2 separate regions of the Mus musculus genome follow, and region 2 is linked to region 1. A link is a loop called in an ENCODE intact Hi-C map of the cell type or tissue named here. Cell type or tissue: heart. All regions are shown on one strand. Region 1 overlaps Syne3 (spectrin repeat containing, nuclear envelope family member 3). Region 2 overlaps Dicer1 (dicer 1, ribonuclease type III).

Region 1 (2,500 bases):
AGTGTTTTATCTGCATGAATGTCTGTGCCCTTATGTGCTACATCTGTGCCTGGTGCCTTTGGAGACCAGAAGAGGACATCAGAGTCTTTGGAACTAAAGTTAAAAATAGTTATGAATCAATATTTGGGTGCTGAGTACTGAACTCAGGTTTTCTAAAAGAACAGCCATAATTTTTAACCATTGAGCCATCTCTCCATCCCTAAAAACCCTTTTTAAAAAACTTGCATGGATGAGAATCTCATATTACTGGCCCTGCCCACATCTCCCAGCATGCTTCATGGGGCCCTTGATTGGCATCCTTATCAGCCAGGTGGGGTTCTTGAGCCACTGGGCATCTGTGGCATGATGCCACCTTCTCTCTCAGGAGCTGGAGGCCCGAATCCCAGAAGGCCAGCACCTCTTTGAGAACCTGCTTCGTCTCAGGCCGGCAAGGGACCCCTCCAACGAGCTGGAAGATCTGCGCTACCGGTGGATGCTGTACAAGTCCAAGCTCAAGGACTCTGGCCACCTGCTGGTAGGTGCTGGGGCCAAAGGTTGGGGGTCCCAGGAGGCAACCATGTCTCGGGGAGACAGAATTGCATCTATGCATGTTCATTCCTGCGTGTCCATATTATCAGGCCACGGTGGCTGCTTAAAGGAGGAGAGGAACACTCTTGGCTCTCAGGTTCTTGTAATATTATTTATCCATCTTACCTCCCAGGGAGGCTGGAGTCTATGACTAAGGGCAGTGACTCCTGCTTAGTACATAAAGATGTCTTGCTCCCTCTGTGTTATAGTTTTACATCATTTCCCATTTGATCCTAGAACCACCTTCTGCTGGAATAGCTGCATCCCAGACTCCAGGGGGAATAGCTGAGTCCCACTCCTAACCCCAAGGCTAGAAGGGCCACATAGCCCTTCACTGGGGCGTGGTGTTGCCATGGGGATGCCATATGGAGCTGAATCCTGAGCCTCGGCTCCTCTCTTCCTGGCTAGCCCTTTTATCTCCTGGACCTCCTGTCCCTACGAAAACCATTGGTTAAGATAATGATAGCCTTTGTTAAAGACCATGACCTCCTAACTTGCCCGTGTAGGAGAGGGTCTGGTGACCAAAGCGAGACAAAGAAGTTAAGTGTCCTGGGTCCAGGAAGGAGCGGGTAGGGTGGCTCCCTGGACCCCACTTTTCAGCCACAGCTTGAGGCAAGCCAGGCTTTTTTGGCTCTGCAATTGCCAGGTTGGCCACTAGGTGTCAGCTCAGCCCAGGCCATATCGACCACATTCCGAGCCCTGGCCAAGGCCATCCAGACAGTGCCACCTGGACCTGAAGTGTGTTAAAAAGCTCATTAAATGGGATCCCCTGCTGGTGCAGGCTGTCCAGATGACCAGCAGTTTGAACAAAATACTCCCCTGACAGAATGAATATTCTGTTACGGGGGTTCTGCTGGGGTTTAAGTTTTACGCGCCTAGCTGACTTTTTTTTTTTTTAAACCCCATTTCTTCTCCTTTCCCTAAAATAACAGACCGAGAGTTCTCCGGGGGAGCTGACTGCATTCCAGAAGGTACGTGTCTGCCATCTGTTCCACACAGCTAGAGGGCAGAGAATGTGCAAGGCTTGGAGCCTGTGACTCTGGCGCAGGGTGTCTGGGTTTTCTAGAATGTTCCCGGAGAGCTGGAGATCACAGATGGAGAATCAGCTTTGGTCTGTAATGGGCTGGGCCCCCGAGGTGTGTGTTCTCAGGAAGCCCCAGGCTCAGGGAGGGATTGAAGTGTGTGTAGATGACTTAGCCTTGACGTGAGACTGAGAAGGACCCTGGATTTGTCATCCAGGCCTCGGGACACTCTGGAGAGAGACTGAATGCTGCACTGATTATACCTGTGACAGCAGATGTAAACCAGGACTGGCCCAGGAGCCTGGACTATCCCAGGCAAATAGATCTTGTGGCCTTTTTGGCCCCAGGGGACTCATTAGAAAGGGTGGTGGAGTCCTTTGCTCTGCCAGACAGGCTGTGCCCACTGCTGTCCACTGAAACACTTTGGCTCTTCCCGTACTGGTCACGGCGAAAGCGAGAACAGTGCCAGTTCCTGCCCTCTAGGTGGCACCCCTAAGGTGACACCAGGTGTCACACCAGATGACACAGCCTAGGATCTGGGTGTCAGGACTGGTGCTCAGTGGCCTCAGTTCTTTTTGCAGTGCTGTTTAAGGTGCTCCGGGTTTTAGAGAATGCACCCATGATCCTTAGACTCATGCATGGGCTTGGGCAGTAAGTCGTTGCTCTGCCTGTGGCAGAGGATGGCTGCCCGCTCACTTCCTGACCAACTAGCAATGAAGGGAGAGGGAGAGGCTGGGAGAAGGGGAGGGAAAGAGAGAGAAGGGGTGGGGAGGAAGGGGGAGAGGGGGAAATTGAGTACTGAGACCTGGGCATAAGCTTCAGCCAGCTAGGCTCCAACTCTCATAGTCTCTGTAACCTCCCCTAATAGGGACAGCCACCTAGGGGTCGAGCTGTCCAAACCACGATTCTGT
Region 2 (2,500 bases), 240 kb after region 1:
GTCTGTGATTTAAAACTTTGAAATTGAACTCTTTCTTTGACTTATTTATGAGGAGAGGAGTTTATATACATTAGGTTTTTGTGGATTCCATTTTGGATCAAATATTTGACGTGGAAGGCTGTCTAGTACTTGGAAATCTAGAGTTGTTATTTTAACTGTGTAGTCCTTATAACTGCTGACCATCGTGCAATACAAAAACACTGGCAAAAATGTATTGGCACACTGTATCTCCCAGCCATGGCCATGTATGGGTAAGTGTTTGTGACTCTTTTCTGCCGAAGGTCAGCAACTGTAACCTGTATCGCCTTGGCAAGAAGAAGGGACTGCCCAGCCGCATGGTGGTGTCGATATTCGATCCTCCTGTGAATTGGCTTCCTCCTGGTTATGTGGTAAACCAAGACAAAAGTAACTCAGAGAAGTGGGAAAAGGATGAAATGGTAAGCTCTCAGCATGGAGCTTTTTGTTTGTGTTGACTGAAGAATGTTGTTTTTTGTTGTTTTCTTTCTGCTGTACGTTTGCCATGTAGTAGATATTTCATGTGTTGGCAGGCCGTCTGTGACTTCAGAAATAGTGTTGGTTTTGGTGCAGTGTGATTTCTCTTACCTCCCCTCCCCATTCCAGAGGCATAAACTTCTGTTATGTTTCCACTTAGAAATAAAATCAGAGCCCTCTCAGATTCCTTCCCTCTCATGTTACAGTGTAGCCTTAGCCATTTGCTGGAGTGACTCTGCAGTGACCTGTGATCTCCAGGCTGTGTCTGGAAGAATTCAGTTCAGCACAGACTAGCTTGGGCAGTGCTAGCTTGGAACTATTTCCTCTTGCCAACCTGACGACAGCTCGCCGCCGCTGTATGGGAAGGTTGCAGTGTACTACTATAAAGACTTTAAACCGGGCCACAGACTGGAGAATTCTCTTTAGTAGCTACAGCTTCCTTTGTCTTGTCCTCAAGCCACCAGGGGGCAGCCCGGAGGCCTGGACTCCCAGCTTGTGGCTGGGGGTCAGTTGTCTTGTACTTCTTTGAAGTTCTCATCTGTTCAGGCGTCTCGCTTGCCAGATTTATTTTGTATTGATGACAAATGGGCTCGCATTATTTCATTTTTACTTCAGGCTTTAATGATAATGCCGTTTCTGTTACAGGTTTGTGACTAGTATCTTCCCATGCCTTGTTTCTGACATTTCTGTCTCAATGAGTCCTAAGTGTCTGTAGGTGGTGGGTCTCTGAGGCCTGCTCTGATGTAGGCCTGCTTGCTGAGTTTATTTATAACTCACGTAGGATTTGACTTATCACAGAAATGCAACTTAGCTGGAAAACATTAAGAGCATTTTAATGCAAATTAAGTCTGAGGATGGCATTTGCTATTAATTTATAACACACACACATACACACACTCTCGAATACATGATGCACACACTCACACACACTTAGAAAAGTGAAGAATTTGAACCTTAGAAAAAGTACTTCATTTTTACTAAAAACAGGCCAGCAGGCCTCCTCTTCTGTCTAATATTTGATCCTTTAGGTAGCAGTGACATGCCAGGGCATTCCTGCGTTACATGTTACAGCGTGGACTTGTGTTTTCTGTCCTTTTCTGCTGACTCAGTCCTTCGTTCCTAGCACACACTCTCAGACTTTCATCTGGTGCCGTACACATAATCACTAGGGAGTCCCAGAGTCGGAGTGGTTATGGACGCAAGGTCCTTCCAGTTCCTTCTGCCCCTGGGTCACAGCTCAGTCTCTGAATGCCTCCTAGGAGAGAGAGTGAGAACAGTAGACTGTACTATCAAGAGATACACACACACACACACACACACACACACACACACACACACTTTTCAAATGCCTTTTGTGTTTTGGAGAGCATCTTTGAAGTATAACTCCTTGTGAAAATGAAGAGTCTGCACAGTGCCAGGGATGTAGAAGACAGCGCAGGATCACTGGGTGACAGCACCATGTTACAGGGCATGATTTATGCAGGAACTCTGCAGTTTACAACCTCAGGCTAAATAATGTCAAGTTGGCCCATCTTGTCTTAAGACCTAAATAATAAAGCTGATGTGGTGGCACATGCTTTTCCCATCACTTGGGATACAGAGGTAGGTGGGTCTCAGAGTTCAAGGCCAACCTGGTTTTACATAGTGAGTTCCAGGCCACCCAAGGCTACACAGTTAGATCCTGTCTCAAACAAAACAAACAGAAACAGACATTAGTTAAAGTCTTTCATGTTATCTTGGAAAAATGGGATAGTTTCTTGAGGTTTGCTGATAGCTGGGTACTTGGTCTGTACAAGGTGTCTATTCACCTTGTAGATACTGGTGCCTGTAGAGGCCAGAAGAGGGAGTTGGATCACCTGCAACCCTCATTAGAGTTGGTTATAAACTGCCATGTTGGTGCTGGGAACTGAACCCAGATCGCCTGCCAAGAGCAGCCAGTATTCTTAATCTCTGAGCCATCCCTTGGGCCCCTGTTGATGTTTAGTGTTTTTTATTTTTCAAAAAAAAA

What was found. Peaks named below come from ENCODE experiments on the same cell type or tissue, not always from the same donor. Only the 100,000 strongest peaks of a DNase experiment are listed, where the experiment ranks them.
Region 2: a loop joins it to region 1, with 2.9 times the contacts of the local background. A loop is called at or near these places in 8 of 42 quality-filtered maps.

What each region holds. Positions count from the first base shown.
Region 1 is chr12:104,938,620-104,941,119 of GRCm38, reverse strand. Syne3 (spectrin repeat containing, nuclear envelope family member 3) reads left to right here. Exons shown (of 19, transcript NM_001042699.2): 17 at 365-514; 18 at 1,500-1,538. Among named protein-coding and RNA genes, the nearest start is that of Syne3, 59 kb to the left of the region's middle. In heart, no CTCF peak of the experiment used is centred here; DNase peaks (open chromatin) are centred at 479 and 1,209; H3K27me3 peaks cover 287 bases.
Region 2 is chr12:104,698,302-104,700,801 of GRCm38, reverse strand. Dicer1 (dicer 1, ribonuclease type III) reads left to right here. Exons shown (of 27, transcript NM_148948.2): 22 at 282-437. Among named protein-coding and RNA genes, the nearest start is that of Gm31573, 37 kb to the right of the region's middle. In heart, a CTCF peak has its summit at 956 (motif pointing right); no DNase peak of the experiment used is centred here.